Regions from separate parts of the Homo sapiens genome. Here region 2 is linked to region 1. A link is an interaction called in ENCODE POLR2A ChIA-PET data of the cell type or tissue named here. Cell type or tissue: CD4-positive, alpha-beta T cell. All regions are shown on one strand.

Region 1 (8,000 bases):
GTGGCGGGTGCCTGTAATCCCAGCTACTTGGGAGGCGAGGCAGGAGAATCGCTTGAACCCGGGAGGTGGAGGCTGCGGTGAGCCGAGATCACGCCATTGCACTCCAGCCTGGGCAACAAAAGCGAAACTCCGTCTCAAAAAAAAAAAAAAATTAACCAGGGATGGTGGCTCACGCCTGTAATCCCAGGACTTTGGGAGGCCAAGGCAGGTGGATCACTTGAAGTCAGGAGTTCGAGACCAGCCTGGCCAACATGGTAAAACCCCATCTCTATTAAAAATGCAAAAATTGGCCGGGTGTGGTGACGCACACCTATAGTCCCAGCTACTTGGGAGGCTGAGGCAGGAGACTTGCTTGAACCCAAGGTTCAAGTGAGGTTGCAGTGAGCCGAGATCGCGCCACTGCACTCCAGCCTGGTGACAGAGCGAGACTCCGGCTCAAAAAAAAAAAAAACAAAAAACAAAAAAGGAAAAAAAGAAAGAAATACAACTTGAGACACATATATACTTTTATTTATTTATTTATTTACTTATTTATTTTTGAGATAGCATCTCACTGTGTTGCCTAGCCCAGTCACAAACTCCTGGACTCAAGTGCTGCTCTCCGCTCAGCCTCCCAAAGTGCTGTGTTTACAGGGACCAACCACTGTGCCCTGCCACATATGTTATTTTATTTTATTTTACTTTATTTATTTATTTTATATATATATATATATATTTTTTTTGAGATGGAGTCTCACTCTTTCACCCAGGCTGGAGTGCAGTGGTGCGATGTTGGCTCACTGCAACCTCTGCCTCCCAGGTTCAAGCGATTCTCCTCCCTCAGCCTCCCACGTAGCTGGGATTACAGGCACGCACCACCATGCCTGGCTAATTTTTTGTATTTTTAGTAGAGACAGGTTTCACCATGTTGGCCAAGCTGGTCTTTTTTTTTTTTTTTCTTTTTTTGAGACGGAGTCTCGTTCTGTCGCCCAGGCTGGAGTGCAACACTGTGATCTCAGCTTACTTCAACCTCCACCTCCCGGGTTCACGCCATTCTCCTGCCTCAGCCTCCCAAGTAGCTGGGATTACAGGCACCCGCCACCAGGCCCAGCTAATTTTTTGTATTTTTAGTAGAGACGGGGTTTCACTATGTTGGCCAGGCTGGTCTCAAACTCCTGACCTTGCGATCCGCCCTCCTCGGCCTCCCAAAGTGCTGGGATTACAGGAGTGAGCCACCGCGCCCCGCCTAAGCTGGTCTTAAACTCCTGACCTCAGATGATCTGCCCGCCTCGGCCTTCCAAAGTGCTGGGATTACAGCCCTGAGCCACTGTACCCAGCCTACATACGTAATTTAAATGTCCTGAAACCATGTAAAAGAAAATATATGAAATCAATTTTAATAATGTATTTTATTAAACCAAGTTTATCTAAAATATAATTTCAACATGTTAACAACACTAAACATTTGCTTTCTTTTGTTCTGTCTTTTTTTTTTTTTTTTTGAGACAGAGTCTCACTTTGTTGCCCAGGCTGGAGTGCCGTGGTGCAATCTTGGCTCACTGCAAACTCCGCCTCCTGGGTTCAAGTGATTCTCCTGCCTCAGCCTCGCAAGCAGCTGGGATTACAGGCGCCCGCCACCACGCCCAGCTGATTTTTGTTTTGTTTTGTTTTGTTTTGTTTTTTGAGGCGGAGTCTTGCTCTATTGCCCAGGCTGGAGTGCAGTGGCGCGATCTCAGCTCACTGCAAGCTCCACCTCCCGGGTTCACGCCATTCTCCTGCCTCAGCCTCCGGAGTAGCTGGGACTACAGGTGCCCGCCCCCACGCCAGGCTAATTTTTTTGTATTTTTAATAAAGACGGGGTTTCACCGTGTTAACCAGGATGGTCTGCATCTCCTGACCTCATGATCCGCCCGCCTCGGCCTCCCGAAGTGCTGGGATTACAGGCGTGAGCCACTGTGCCCGGCCCTAATTTTTGTATTTTTAGTAGAGACGGGGTTTCACCATGTTGGCCAGGCTGGTCTTGAACTCCAGACCTCAGGTGATCCGCCTGTCTCAGTCTTCGAAAGTGCTGGGATTACAGGTGTGAGACACCTTGCCCGGCCTCGTTTTCTGTTTTTTTGTTTGTTTGTTTGTTTTCCTGAGACGGTCACACTGTCACTCCGGCTGGAGCACAGTGATACAATCATATCTCACTGTAGCCTGAACCTCTTGGGCTCGAGAGATCCTCCTGTCACAGCCTCCAGAGTAGCTGGGACTACTGGCTTGTGCCACCACGCCCAGCTGATTTTCTTATTTTTTAATAGAGATGGGTTTTCGCCATGTTGCCCATGCTGGTCTCAAACTCCTGGGCTCAAGTGATCTTCCCACCTCACCATCCCAAAGTGCTGGGATTCCAGGCGTGAACCACCGCGCCTGGCCAAAACATTCTTTTTTTTTTTTTTTTGGAGTCTCACTCTGTCCCCCAGGCTGGAGTGCAGTGGCGCAATCTTGGCTCACTGCAACCTCTGCCTCCTGGGTTCCCACCATTCTCCTGCCCTAGCCTCCCTAGTAGCTGGGACTATAGGCGCCTGCCACCATGCCCGGCTAATTTTTTGTATTTTTAGTAGAGAAGGGGTTTCACTGTGTTAGCCAGGATGGAAAACATTCTTAATGAAATATTTTAGGCCGGGCGTGGTGGCTCACGCCTGGAATCCCAGCACTTTGGGAGGCCAAGGCAGGCAGATCATAAGGTCAGGAGTTTGAGACCAGCCTGCCAATATGGTGAAACCCCGTCTCTACTAAAAATGCAAAAGTTAGTCAGGCGTGGCGGTGGGTGCCTGTAGCCCCAGCTACTTGGGAGGCTGAGGCAGAATAATCACGTGAACCTGGGAGGCAGAGGTTGCAGTGAGCTGAGATCACTCCATCTCAAAAAAAAAAAAAGAAATATTTTTCCTTGTTCCCTTCCTGCTATGTCTCCAAAATCCACTCTGTATTTTACCTTTCCAGCACAACCTAATTTCAGCCAGTCCCATTTCAAGGGCTCAGAGACCACTTGTGGCCATTGGTGACCATACTGGACAGTGCAGGTCTGCAGGGGAGTTTAACTAATTGAGGGGGTGGCAGGGAGAGTGGGTGAAGACTGGCCAGAGGGTGCAGCTGTGAGACTCGAAGTTTCTCCAAGAAAAAGCTAGGGCTTCCATATGGATGAGTGGATAATCACTGTTTTTTTTTTTTTTCTGCTGTGCCTATCATTTAACTGAATGGAGGCAAAGCATGTGTTGGTTGGTACATTCAACAAGTTCTAGGTTAAGCGCCTACCTTCCAGGTGCTGCCGGTACAGTAAAGCACAGATGGGACAAACTCCTGCCTCCTGAGGCTCACAGTGGAGAGGGAGAGATTGAAATTAAGCAACTACCAAAGGTGGATCACTTGAGGTCAGGAGTTCAAGACCAGCCTGGCCAACATGGCAAAACTCCGTCTCTACCAAAAATACAAAAATTAGCCGGGCGTGGTGGTGGGCGCCTATAATTTCAGCTATTCGGGAGGCTGAGGCAGGAGAATCACTTGACCCCGGGAGGCGCAGGTTGCAGTGAGCCGAGATCGCACCACTGCACCCCAGCCTGGACGACAAGAGTGAAACTCCGTAAAAAAAAAAAAAAAAAAAAAAAAAAAAACCGCCGAAACAGATAAATAAATGGTAATGGTGAGAAGTATGAGGAAGGAAAAATGCAGGGTCCTCTGAGGACATTGGCAAGGAGCCGGGACGGGAACGGGTGATGGAAGCCATGGCCAGCTTCCAGGCCAGAGACGGTGGCCTACACAAGCTGAGTCAGAAAAAATGCTCAGAGGTGCTGGGGTTTGATTAAGTGTTAGGGTGAACCTCATGGAATTGCCATTTTAACAGGCCAAAAATGGTAAAAAAAAATTAGCAATTTCATATGACCCAAGATAGTATCTAGGGCATGGAAAGGAGGGGCGGGGTACTATACTAGTTTTGAGGCTCAAGGGATGACCTATGAACCCCCTAACCGAGCTTTGTTTCTGGAGAGGGGGTCCGCGGCCCGCATGAGCTCCCTCAGTGAGCCTGCGACCCCTCCGCCCCCACAAGAACCAAAACTTGACCCGGTGCCCAGAGAGGTTGAGTGAGTTTCTCGGGTCGCACAGCTGGGAGGGACGAGGGGCTGAGCCACTGCCAAGGGATCCCGCTGCTCTGTCTCGCTCACCGGCCGGGCTATGTTGATTGTCCCCTCGCGGCGCCCGGAAGCGACCCTCAGTAAACAAAGCCGTGTGTGGGCGCAGCCCCAGAAGCCTGGGGCGCGCAGTCCAGCCCAAGAGAGGCGGGGGAGGAATGTTGTGAATGAACCCCGGGCCCGCCCCGAAACTCCGCATAAGGCCTGGGCCGCGGGGGTCCTCCCACTCTGATTGGCCTCTGGCGCCCCGTGATTGACAGCGCCCCTCGCTGTGCGCTCTGGTTGGGTAAACAAGAAAAGACTGGCATCGCAGTCATCGAGTGAGCAGCGAGGCTTGGACACGGGTCTGGCGGCGCAGCCAATGGCGGGGGAGGGCCGAGGAGGCCGAGGGGGGGCCAATAGGGACAGGCGGTGGGGGCGGGACGACGGCGGAGCTAAAGCGGCGGCTGAAGCAGCTTCATTGTTGTGAAGAGTCTTAAAGGGGCCGCATCACCCTGCCGGCCCGGCGCGGGTCGGGGGTGGGTGCGGTAGGGGTCCCGGGGCGGCCGAGCGCAGAGGACGGACGGGAAGGAGGGCAGGGGGCGCGGGAGCCGGCGAAGCGGAGCGGGCATCGGACCGAGCCCCCCAAAGAGGCCCCGCCCCGGCCCTGGCCCCGGCCGGGCCGGATGGAACCCCCCGCGGCCAAGCGGAGCCGGGGCTGCCCCGCGGGACCCGAGGAGCGCGATGCCGGGGCCGGGGCCGCGCGTGGCCGGGGCCGGCCCGAGGCGCTGCTGGACCTCAGCGCCAAGCGGGTAGCCGAGAGCTGGGCCTTCGAGCAGGTGACCGCGGGGGAAGGGGGCGGGGGCAGGGACGCACCCCCAGCACCTTCCCCACCTGTCTTCTCCTCCCCCACAATCCCCAGACTCCAGAGCTAACCCAATCAGAGACACCCCCTGAGATTCCACCCCCAGGACCCTTAACCCTGCCTGGAAACACCCCCTCATCCTCCTGTTTCTGTCCTTCAAACCCAGTAACCCACCCCCATCCCTTCTCTGCCATCTCTGCCCCTCAGCGCCCCAGATCCCAAATCAGGACACTTCCTTCTTCTCCTACCAACCCCAGATCTCTGAGATCTGGCCCCCATGGCCCGCCTACAACCCTGGGCACCCCTCTTTTCCCGCCTTATCCCCCAACGGTACCCCTCTTTTCCCACCTTATCCCCCAACGGTACCCCTCTTTTCCCACCTTATCCCCCAACGGTACCCCTCTTTTCCTACCGCATCTTTATTCGCCAATCAGGGCACCCCATTCAGTCTTCAATCCTCTCTTCGGCCCCCCGCTTGGGGACACCCTGTCTCCCTCCATCGTAGCCTCTAGAGACTCACACTACCCCATTCCTGCTCTCCAGATCCCTACCGTACACCCCAAGTAAATAACTCCCCCATCTCTCCAGATTCCAGCTCAAGACACCCCTTTTTTCCCCATTCATTCCTGCCCTCGAGCCTCCAGATTCCACCTGTTCCTTGGGGACCCCTCTCTACTCCTCCAGATTCCTCTTTCGGGGCTGCCCGTCTTCTCCTGGCTTGCCGCAGGGATTACTGAAATGCCAGGGTCCCTCCTCCTCCCCACCTCATCCCCCTGACCTATCCTATCTCTTCCCATAGGAAAACAGCAGGGGCGGAGCCTGGGTGGTGGTCCCTGGACAGGTGCACCTAGAAGCTCTCTTCTGTGGCTTCTGGTGGCACTGACAGGATGTCCCAGAGCTGGGGCCCTTTAAGTCCCCTTTTTCAGCTTCAGTGTGGGCCCCCAAGGAACTGGAGACATGGCCCAGACTTGAACAGGAAGCACACACGGGCTCTATCCTCTGTCCAGCTTCAGGGGGCGTTCTTTCCTGCCCGGCCTCTCTGGAGTTAGGAAGTCGGCCTGGACGGATGGGTTTGGGCCAAGTGTGGATGGGCAGGCTCTGATTCATGGACTGGAAAATCCCTCCTTAGTCATTTGCCAACTGTCCCTGAGGCCTGGGCTGGTCATTGCCTCTCCCACTTCCCCTAGAAACCCAGGTGGAGTAGGGGCTAAGGAGGGCCCCTTCATTGCATGTGAGACACACAGAACAATCTGAAAACCATCTCCGAGCCTCCCACAAACCTGCCCTGGCCAAGCCGAGCCCTCAGAGTTCTTGACCCACAGAAGCTCATGGAATCCCCTGCAACCCTTTGGCAGTTGTTCTTGTTCCCACTTTGAGGAAACTGGGGCACAGAGAAGTTGAGAAACTTGCCCAAGGTCACCCAGCCAGGGAATAGCAAGTCCAGATTGGAAGGCAGGCTCAGCCAGCTCACTGTATTGCCCAGAGCCCACAGCGGTGGCCAGGACACCCCCTCCCCTCCTGGGGCCCCTTCCCAGGGATGGGGCATGGAAGGGAAACTGAGGAACGACAGAGTCTGTCTTAGGAGTTGAAACAACTCACAGCTCTGGGACCCTGAACAAGTGAATTCATCCCACTAAGTCTCAGATTCTCCCAGCTATAAAACAGGTTCATGATTTAGTATCAATGTGCCATCAAGGGTGTTCAATCTTTTAGCTTCCCTAGGCCACACTGGAAGAAGAACTGTCTTGGGCCACATATAAAATGCACTAACACTAACAATAGCTGATGAGCTTAAAAAGAAAAGAAAAGAAAATCTTTGTATTTATTTATTTATTTATTTATCTGAAACGAGTCTCAGTCTGTTGCCAAGGCTGGAGTGCAGTGGCACGATCTCGGCTCACTGTAGCCTCCACCTCCTGGGTTCAAGCAATTCTCCCGCCTCAGCCTCCTGAGTAGCTGGGACTACAGGTGTGAGCCGCCATACCCAGCTAATTTTTGTATATTTAGTAGAGATGGGGTTTCACCATGTTGGCCAGGCTGGTTTCAAACTCCTGACCTCAAGTGATCCTCCCACCTTGGCCTCCCTCCCAAAGTGTTGGAATTACAGGCATGAGCCACCGCACCCGGACGTATCTTATAATGTTTTAAGAAAGCTTACGAATTTGTGTTGGCCTGCATTCAAAGCTCTCCTGGGCCAGGGCCGTGGGGCGTGGGTTGGACAAGCTCACACTAGGTGGCTGTGAGAATTTGGAAATTACATACATAAAGTGTTCAGCATAGTGTGTGCATTCTTTTCTTTTCTTTTCTTTTTTCTTTTCTTTTGAGGCAGAGCCTTGCTCAGTAGCCCAGTGAAACAATGATTGCGCAATGACACAATCATAACTCACTGCAGCCTCAAACTCCTGGGCTCAAGCAATCCTCCTGCCTCAGCCTCTTGAGTAGCTGGGATTCCAGACGCCCACCACCACACCTGGCTAATTTTTAATTCTGTGTGTGTGTGTGTAGACATGGGGTCTCACTATGTTGCTCACGCTGGTCTGGAACGCCTGAGCTCAGGCAATGCTGCCGCCTCAGCCTCCCAAAGTGCTGAGATTACAGGTGTCCAGCCAAGATGGGCACCTTAATCATTATTATCACTTTTTTCTAACTTCTTCCTGCTCCACCAAAGCCTGGTGGGTGGGAAGATCTCACAACAGAATCCCAAGACCCTGCAGCTAGGAGGATCCAGGAGGGAAACCGCAAGAAAGTTCTAGAATGCTAACTATGGGCCAGGTGTTATTGTAAGTTCTTTAAGCTCTTTACATCCATACTGCATATTTAGTCTCCACAATCCTCAAGAGGTTGGTGCCGTGGACCTCCCCACTTTACACCTGAGAATACTGAGGCCAAGTGACTTGCCTGGGGTCACAGTGCTCCTAAATAGTAAAGCTAGGATTCAAGCCTCGGTTTCTCTGTTTTTTTATTTTTATTTATTTATTTGAGACGGAGTCTCGCTCCGTGGCCCAGAC
Region 2 (8,000 bases), 290 kb after region 1:
GAGGTTGAGGCTACAGTGAGCTATGATTGAACCACTGCACTCCAGCCTGGGTGAGAGTGAGATCTGTAACCTAAGAAAAAAAAAAAATTCACTAAGACCAGAAAAGGGGAGACCCAGGAAGTTTAAATTTAAAAATGTTTTCAATTTTGGAGACAAGTCTTGTTCTGTCACGCAGGCTGCAGTGCAGTGGCATGATCACAGCTTACTGTAACCTTGATCTCCTGGGCTCAAGTGATCCTCCTGCCTCAGCCTCCTGAGTAGCTGGGACTACAGGTGTGAACCACCACACCCAACCCAGGAACATTTTAGAATCGCTGTTTCAACTCTTGGCTCTTGAGATCGTGTCACTGCACTCCAGCCTGGGTGACAGAGCGAAACTCTGTCTTAAACAAAAACAAATTCTTGGCTCTGTCCAACTCTGTCTCTTGTATAGGGGCATCAAATGTCTAGTGAAATCCATATGCATAAAATACAGAGAGGTCATGCTGATACAAGGCTGCACCCAAGAGCAGCTCAGCCCATGAAGGGCTCATCAGCTGACCCCATCCTCAGCCCAGTGACCCCATCCTCAGCATACTTCACTGTGACTGTGGGAGCTATGTAGAGAAAGGCGGAGAGAGCCTGGGAAGGTGGAAAATGGAAACACCTAGAGGCTGGTCTTAATTTCCAGCAGGGGAGCCAAGAACTAAGTATGTCATGAGTGGACAGGGGCCGGGCATGGTGGCTCATGCCTGTAATCCCAGCACTTTGGGAGGCCAAGGTGGGTGGATCACCTGAGGTCAGGAGTTTGAGACCAGCCTGGCCAACATGGTGAAAACCCATCTCCACTAAAAATACAAAAATTAGGCCTGGTGCAGTGGCTCATGCCTGTAATCCCAGCACTTTGGGAGGCTAAGGCGAGTGGATCACCTGAGGTCAGGAGTTCGAGATCAGCCTGGCCAACATGGAGAAACCCCATCTCTACTAAAAATCAAGAAATTAGCCAGGCATGGTGGCGCATGCCTGTAGTCCAAGCTACTCAAGAGACTGAGGCAGGAGAATCACTTGAACCCAGGAGGCAGAGGTTGCAGTGAGCCCTGAGATTGCACCACTGTACTCCAGCCTGGGTGACAGAGCGAGACTCCATCTCCAAAAAAAAAAGAGTGGACAGGACTACTTAAGTATAGATGAGGGATTCTCTAACTTTTCTGAATATTAAACTCAACTGAGGCCCCCATATGTCAAGTAAATCAGAATGGGGGAAGGGCTTGACATCAGTATTTTTTGAAGCTCCCAGGTGATTACAATATACAGCTGAGTCTGAGAACCATGAAGTAAATATAAACCAGCAGTTCTCAATGTAGTGGCACCAGGACCAGCAGTATCCGCAATGCTTGGGGAATTGCTAGACATGCGCCTTCCAGGGGCCAGGTGTGGTGGCTCATGCCTATAATCACAGCACTTTGGGAGGCTGAGGTGGGATAATTGCTTGAGTCTGGGAGTTCAAGACCAGTGTGGGCAATATAGCAAGACAAAGTCTCTACCAAAAAAAAAAAAGAGAGAGAGAAAAAAAAGCACTTTCTTGGGTCTCATCCCAGACTTAATGATCAAACTCTCCATGTGATTCTGATGCACACTAGGAAGTTTGAGAATCAAGGGTGTAGAAAGCTGCTCAGCAACAGGACCCAGGAAACAAAGCTTGTTTCCTTCCCCTTCCAGTACTGTACTGTCACCACCCACCCGAAACCCTGTCTTAAGAGACAGTGGATTTGACTTAAAGGAGACCGTCTAGAGCTGCTTGTGGCTAGTCTGAATTGAGATATGTTGTAAATGTGAAATGCTAGATTTCTTTTCCTTTTTTTTTTTTTTTTTTTTTTTGAGATGGAGTCTTGCTCTTGTTGCCCAGGCTGGAGTGCAATGGCACGATCTCGGCTCACTGCAACCTCCATCTCCTGGGCTCAAGCGGTTCTCCTGCCTCAGCCTCCAGAGTAGCTGAGATTACCAGCACCTGCCACCATGCCCGGCTAATTTTTGTAGTTTTAGTAGAGATGGGGTTTCGCCATGTTGGCCAGGCTGGTCTCAAACTCCTGACCTCATGATCTGCCTGCCTCGGCCTCCCAAAGTGCTGGGATTACAGGTGTGAGCCACTGCATCTGGCTTTTTTTTTTTTTTTTCAGATGGAGTCTCGCTCTGTTGCGCAGGCTGGAGTGTAGTGGTGCGATCTCGGCTCACTGCAACCTCCATCTCCCAGATTTAAGCGAGTCTCCTGGCTCAGCCTCTTGAATAGCTGGGATCACAGGCGCCCACCACCACACCCACCTTTTTTTTTTTTGTTTTTTTTTTTTGCATTTTTAGTAGAGACAGGATTTTGCCATGTTGGCCAGGCTGGTCTCGAACTCGTGACCTCAAGTGACCCACCTGTCTCGGCCTCCCAAAGTGCTGGGATTATGGGCATGAGCCACCATGTCCGGCCAAGATTTCTAAGACAGTACAAAAAAGGAAAATACCTCAATAATTTTTTTACATGGATTATACATTGAAATAATATTTTGGGTATAACAGGTTAAATAAAATATCACGAAAATGAATCTAACCTCTTAATTTTTTATTTTTTATTTTTTTTTGAGACGGAGTCTCGCTGTGTCACCCAGGCTGGAATGCAGTGGTGCGATCTCGGCTCACTGCAAGATCCACCTCCCGGGTTCACGCCATTCTCCTGCCTCAGCCTCCCGAATGGCTGGGACTACAGGCGCCTGCCACCACGCCCGGCTAATTTTTTGTATTTTTAGTAGAGACGGGGTTTCACCGTGTTAGCCAGGATGGTCTCAATCTCCTGACCTCGTGATCCGCCTGCCTCAGCTTCCCAAAGTGCTGGGATTATAGGCATGAGCCACGGCGCCTGGCCCTAACCTCTTAATTTTTTTATGTGGTTACTAGAAAATTTGAAACTACATACGTGATTTGCGTTTGCAGCTCACTTGATATTTCCATTGGACCCCACGAGTCTAAAGAATCTTAAAGGCCGGGCAGGGTGGCTCATGCCTGTAATCCCAGCACTTTGGGAGGCCGAAGCGGGAGGATAGCTTAAGCCAGGAGTTCGAGACCAGCCTGGTCAACATAGGAAGAACCCCCCCCTTCTCTACAATAATAATAATAATATAATAATAATAATAAAATAGGGGCATCGTCGCTGCCTGTACTCCCAGCTGCTTAGGAGGCCGAAGTGGGAGGATCACTTGAACCCAGGAGTTAGAGTTTGCAGAAGTTGGAGGTTCCAGGATTGCGCCATTGCACTCCAGCCTGGGTGACAGAGCAAGACCCTTCCCTCCCCCCGAAAAACATCTTAGAGCCACAGGAAAACTCACAGGGACTCCCTCAAAGCGGTATCAGGGAGCATCAGGATTTCCTTGATGTCATTCAGACCACAGCTGTGGACTAAAAAACATCCTTGATGCAGTCAGAAATTGTCACCAGAAATACCCATGGAAGAGCAATAGTGGCCGGGCGCGGTGGCTCACGCCTGTAATCCCAGCACTTTGGGAGGCAGAGGCGAGCGGATCACCTGAGGTCAGGAGTTGGAGACCAGCCTGGCCAACATGGCGAAACCCCGTCTCTACTAGAAATACAAAAACTAGCTGGGCCTGGTGGCATCAGCCTGTAATCCCAGCTACTCGTGGGGCTGAGGCAAGAAAATCACTTGAGCCTGGGAAGCGGAGGTTGCAGTGAGCCGAGATCATGCCATTGTACTCCAGCCTGGGCGACAAGAGCGAAACTAGTGTTGGCATTCAATATTGATTCATTTCACCTCTAACGTCCTTTTTTATCATCTGGAAATGGAGGCTAATACTATGTGCCAGGGACTGGAAGGTAGGTGCTTTGCTCAAAATCATAAATAAGGGCAGGGCTCTGGGTGTCTCCTCTATGAAAATGCTGCCGGGGGCGGGGGGAGGGGAGGGGAGGGGAGGAGAACCAAAAGGGTCCCTCTTGGATTAAAGGGGTATAACCCGCAGCTGAGTGACACCTGGCTCAGGAGGACACCCTTCCTCCTTGCAACGGGCCACAAGTACCGGGTTGCGATCACAAGTACCCGGTTCAGGTCCAAGGTCCGCCACTTGCTCGCAGGAGCTTTGAGCAGGTGAGTTCATTTCTCTCAGCCAGGGTCTCCTCTCCAGTCCGAGATTAGAGAGAGGCTGAGAGATCCTAAGCTTGGATACCGTAGGGCTCTCCCACCTTGTCCGCACCCCGGATACCCCAAGAAAGACGACGACCTGTCCGGCCCCCAAGTCCCAAAAGCTGGAAGAGAAAAAAAAAGTCTAACTCGGGCCCTTAGGAAACTGATCGAGGGCACTTTCCTGGGGCGCGTCGGGAAAAGTAGTCTTCTACGCTAAAATAAATAACTTCCGGGTCAAAATATGGGAGTGGGCGTAGCCTTAAGTCTCTTCCTCCAGTGGACGTTGAATTTCCCCGGTACCCTAAACTTGCAGTTTTCTGGGTTCCGGTGTTGACGGGCACCACTTCCCTTTTTGCTTCATGTGCGCCTATGCGCATGCGCCAAACTCTCGTCCGCCTATTGGCGAATTCCAGGCTTCTTTCAAAAGACTACATTTCCCAGAAGGCCACGCGAGTGGGTGGGGCAATCCCCCGGGGGAGGGGCGCGGCATTCGCAGCGGACGCTGAGCCTGTGACCTCTTTCTTTCTTTTATTTAACACAAAACTGACGTGTCCGCATTCAGGGCCCCACGGCCAAGCCGGACTCGGTGCAGACAGGTCAGCTCGGCCTGGCCCTTTGGAAGGCGAGGCCGGGCTGCACTGCGAGAACGAGTGAGCCCCTCCCCTGCCCCCTATTCTGGAGTTTGGAACTGTCAAGTTCCAGCTCCTACCCTCTTCCCCAGGTTCAAGACCCCTGCGCTGCCCACCCCGCAGGCCCGGCTGCGCTCGGAGGCCGGGCCTGGCCTGCCTGGCCCGTGAGGATCTGCACCAGCAGGTCGGTGGCCAGCGTGGGCGTGGGCTCCTCGAAGCCGATGGTCAGCAGCTGCTGGTAGTCCCCAAGCGGCTGCGGGCACAAAATCCTGGGGTGGGGGGGCCAGGGATAGACAGGCCTGGACTTGAGTGCCCCCTGCCCCTCGGGAGTCCCTCCCTTTGAGTGAGAGGCTCAGGTGAAAGAGGCTTTGTTTCAGCTGCGGGTGGGAAAAACCCCCGGGGGAAACTTGTTTCCTTGTTGATCAGAGACTTAGTAATGGCTCCTAGAGGCTGAATAACTGGTCCTGACCTGTCCATTCGCTCTGCTAGCTGTGTGTCCTTGGGCAGGTAACAACTTCTCTGAGCACCCTGTTTTCTTTGTTAAATGGGGCCAATAGCATAGATCTCCATGGGTTGTTACTGGGGTCTGCATGAAGTGCTTTTCAGGGCACAATAAAATGCTATCACTACTAAGGGAAGCAAAGTGTTTGGGAAGGTGGATTGTCTTTGGTGGGGTTCTGCCTCCCCCTCCAGCTCCCAGGCCCACGTTGCTATTGCCCTAGCTCCTACCATGAATAAAGGTCATCCTCGGCTGGTCCTAGGGGCACCCATCGGCCGATGGACCACAGCTTCTGGATCTGTGGGCACGAATTGGCTGGACTCTGGCCTGTGTCTTCCCAAGTATCTCGATAGCACAGAAAGTAGCTAGGAGGGGAGGGAGCTGTAATTAGAAGTGATCAGCTTCCTAGCTACTTCTGTTGAGGGCTTTAATTTTGGAGTTGAGGTGGGAACTCATCAGAAGTTGCCCTGAAGTTCTCAGGTAGGAATGTGACTCCAAGGCCTTTTCTCCCTGCCAGCCTACTTTTAAGATGAGAACTTTTATTTTGGTGGGAGGGTGGGTTTTAAGAAAATAGAGGTAGCCTTTCAAAAGCCTTTAGTTTCCTGGTTCACTTTTTTTTTTTTTTAAGAGACAGATTATTGCTTCCACTCAGGGTGGAGTGCAGTGGCACAATCACAGCTCACCGTAGCCTTGATTCCTGGGCTCAAGTGCTCCTCCTGCCTAAGCCTCCCAAGTAGCTGGGACTACAGGTGCCAGCCATCACGCCTGGCGAATTTCTTTGTTGTTGAGACAGGGTCTTGCCATCTTGCCCAGGCTGATCTCAAACTCTTGAGCTCAAGTGATCCTCCTGCCTCGGCCTCCCAAAGTGTTGGGATTACAGGCGTGAGCCACTGCCTCGGGCCCTGGCTCACTTTTCACTTTGCTGGTGACGGTTTGGAGGGTCATATTGGCATTCATCATAGAAAGGGGAGGACTTTGATTTGGGTAAGAGGACTTACTAATCCACAAGGGAATCTTGTCCCCGACCAGGGGCCTCTGGGGTGGCTTCCAGGTGCCAGCGCATCTTCTTATAGAGGTAGCGGGGGAAGCGGCTGGCAGTGTAGGCGGTTGGGGCACAGTATCTGAAGATGGAGACCTCATGGGACAGGCTGATGGAGAACCTCCCGCAAAAGAAACAGGAGATGCTGGCGAGACATGAGAGAATGGAGGGGTGAGGCTGGGCCTTGGACTCCTTCATCCCCCCATCTGAGTCTCCTACCATTTTACCTAAGGGGGTTCATCTCCTCCAGGTCCACGAACCCAAAGGAAGCGTACATGAGGACCAGCTGTTCCAGGCGCAGGGTCAGCTGTTGGGAGATCTCTAACAGCTGCATACAAGAGGGGGGTACAGTGAGATCAGCTGGCCTGCGAGGAGTGGGCCTCCCCCTCCACCATCCCCACAGGCTCAGAGCTGCGAGAAGAAAGGGGCGTGGGGTCTAAGAAACCTCCACACACCCCCTTTCGGACCAGCTCCTGCAGGGGTCCATAGATGGGGGGTATGCTTCTCGCGGCTGCCTCCAGGTACAGGAAGTAGGGCTCACACATCTGTAAGAAGGTGGGCATGGCCTTGGCCAGCTGCTCCTTCTGTACTTGGTCTCTGCTGAAGGAAGAAGGGGGCCTTTGCCTGGAATCCCTCACAACCCCTCCCCACCCCGCAGTTTTCCCCATTCTACTCAATCCCAACCTGTATCCCTGGCTTTGACCCATTAGAAAAGCCCCCAGTTTCAGGTCTTTTCTGAACATCTTTCTGGTTTACCTGCATCAAACCCATTTGGAACACTTGTTAAAGTGCTGACACCTGAGTCTCACAACACTTAGGACCCAGAGCTTCCTGCAGGGTCTGGGCGCAGTGGCTCACGCCTGCAATCCTAGAGTTTTGGGAGGCTGAGGCTGGAGGATTGCTTGAGGCCAGGAGTTCCAGACAAGCCTAGGCAACATAGCAAGAACCCATCTCTACACAAAAATAATTAGCTGGGCATGGTGGCACCTGTAGTCCCAGTTACCCAGGAGGTGGAGGTGGGAAGATTGCTTGAGACCAGGAGTTCGAGGGTGCAGTGAGCTATGACTGCCCCACTGCACTCCAGCTTGGGTGACAGAGCGAGACCCTGTCTCATTAAAAAAAAAAAAACAGCCTCATGAGAATCCCTCGAACCTGGGAGGCGGAGGTTGCAGTGAGCTGAGTTCGCCCCACTGCACTCCAGCCTAGGTGACAGAGCAAGACTCCATTTCAAAAAAACACATAACAACAAAACAAAACAAAAAAACCCAGCCTCGGGTAGGCGCGGTGGCTCACGTCTGTAATTCCAGCACTTTGGGAGGCCAAGGCGGGTGGATCATGAGGTCAGGAGCTCAAGACCAGTCTGGCCAAGATGGTGAAACTCTGTCTCTACTAAGAAAAGAAAAAAATTAGCCGGGCAACACATGTTGGTGGGCGCCTGTAATCCCAGCTACTCGGGAGGCTGAGGCAGAGAATTGCTTCAATCCGGGAGGCGGAGGTTGCAGTGAGCTGAGATTGCACCACTGCACTCCAGCCTGGGCGACAGAGTGAGACTCCATCTCAAAAACAAACACGCAAACAAAACCCAACCCAGCCTCCTAGGAAATTCCAATGGACACTGAAATTGAGAGTCACAGGGAAACCTGGTCTGGGAATCACATTATCCTTTGGAGTCTCAAACTGATG

What was found. Peaks named below come from ENCODE experiments on the same cell type or tissue, not always from the same donor. Only the 100,000 strongest peaks of a DNase experiment are listed, where the experiment ranks them.
Region 2: POLR2A ChIA-PET joins it to region 1 with 13 read pairs; 5 of 35 experiments call an interaction of 5 or more read pairs at or near these places.

Annotation. Positions count from the first base shown.
Region 1 is chr19:13,790,836-13,798,835 of GRCh38, forward strand. ZSWIM4 (zinc finger SWIM-type containing 4) reads left to right here and starts at 4,608. Exons shown (of 14, transcript NM_001367834.3): 1 at 4,608-4,966. The coding sequence starts at 4,814. RefSeq lists silencers at 4,242-4,731, 4,752-4,961 and an enhancer at 5,202-5,271. In CD4-positive, alpha-beta T cell, no CTCF peak of the experiment used is centred here; DNase peaks (open chromatin) are centred at 3,840, 4,486, 4,987 and 6,096; H3K4me3 peaks cover 2,248 bases; H3K27ac peaks cover 549 bases.
Region 2 is chr19:14,076,961-14,084,960 of GRCh38, forward strand. It overlaps C19orf67 (chromosome 19 open reading frame 67), which reads right to left. Exons shown (of 6, transcript NM_001277378.2): 2 at 6,773-6,917; 3 at 6,545-6,645; 4 at 6,277-6,462; 5 at 5,509-5,643; 6 at 4,664-5,048. The coding sequence ends at 4,874. Among named protein-coding and RNA genes, the nearest start is that of C19orf67, 4.8 kb to the right of the region's middle. RefSeq lists enhancers at 4,501-4,790, 5,051-5,110. In CD4-positive, alpha-beta T cell, no CTCF peak of the experiment used is centred here; DNase peaks (open chromatin) are centred at 1,611, 3,261, 4,511 and 5,151; H3K4me3 peaks cover 1,780 bases; H3K27ac peaks cover 1,030 bases.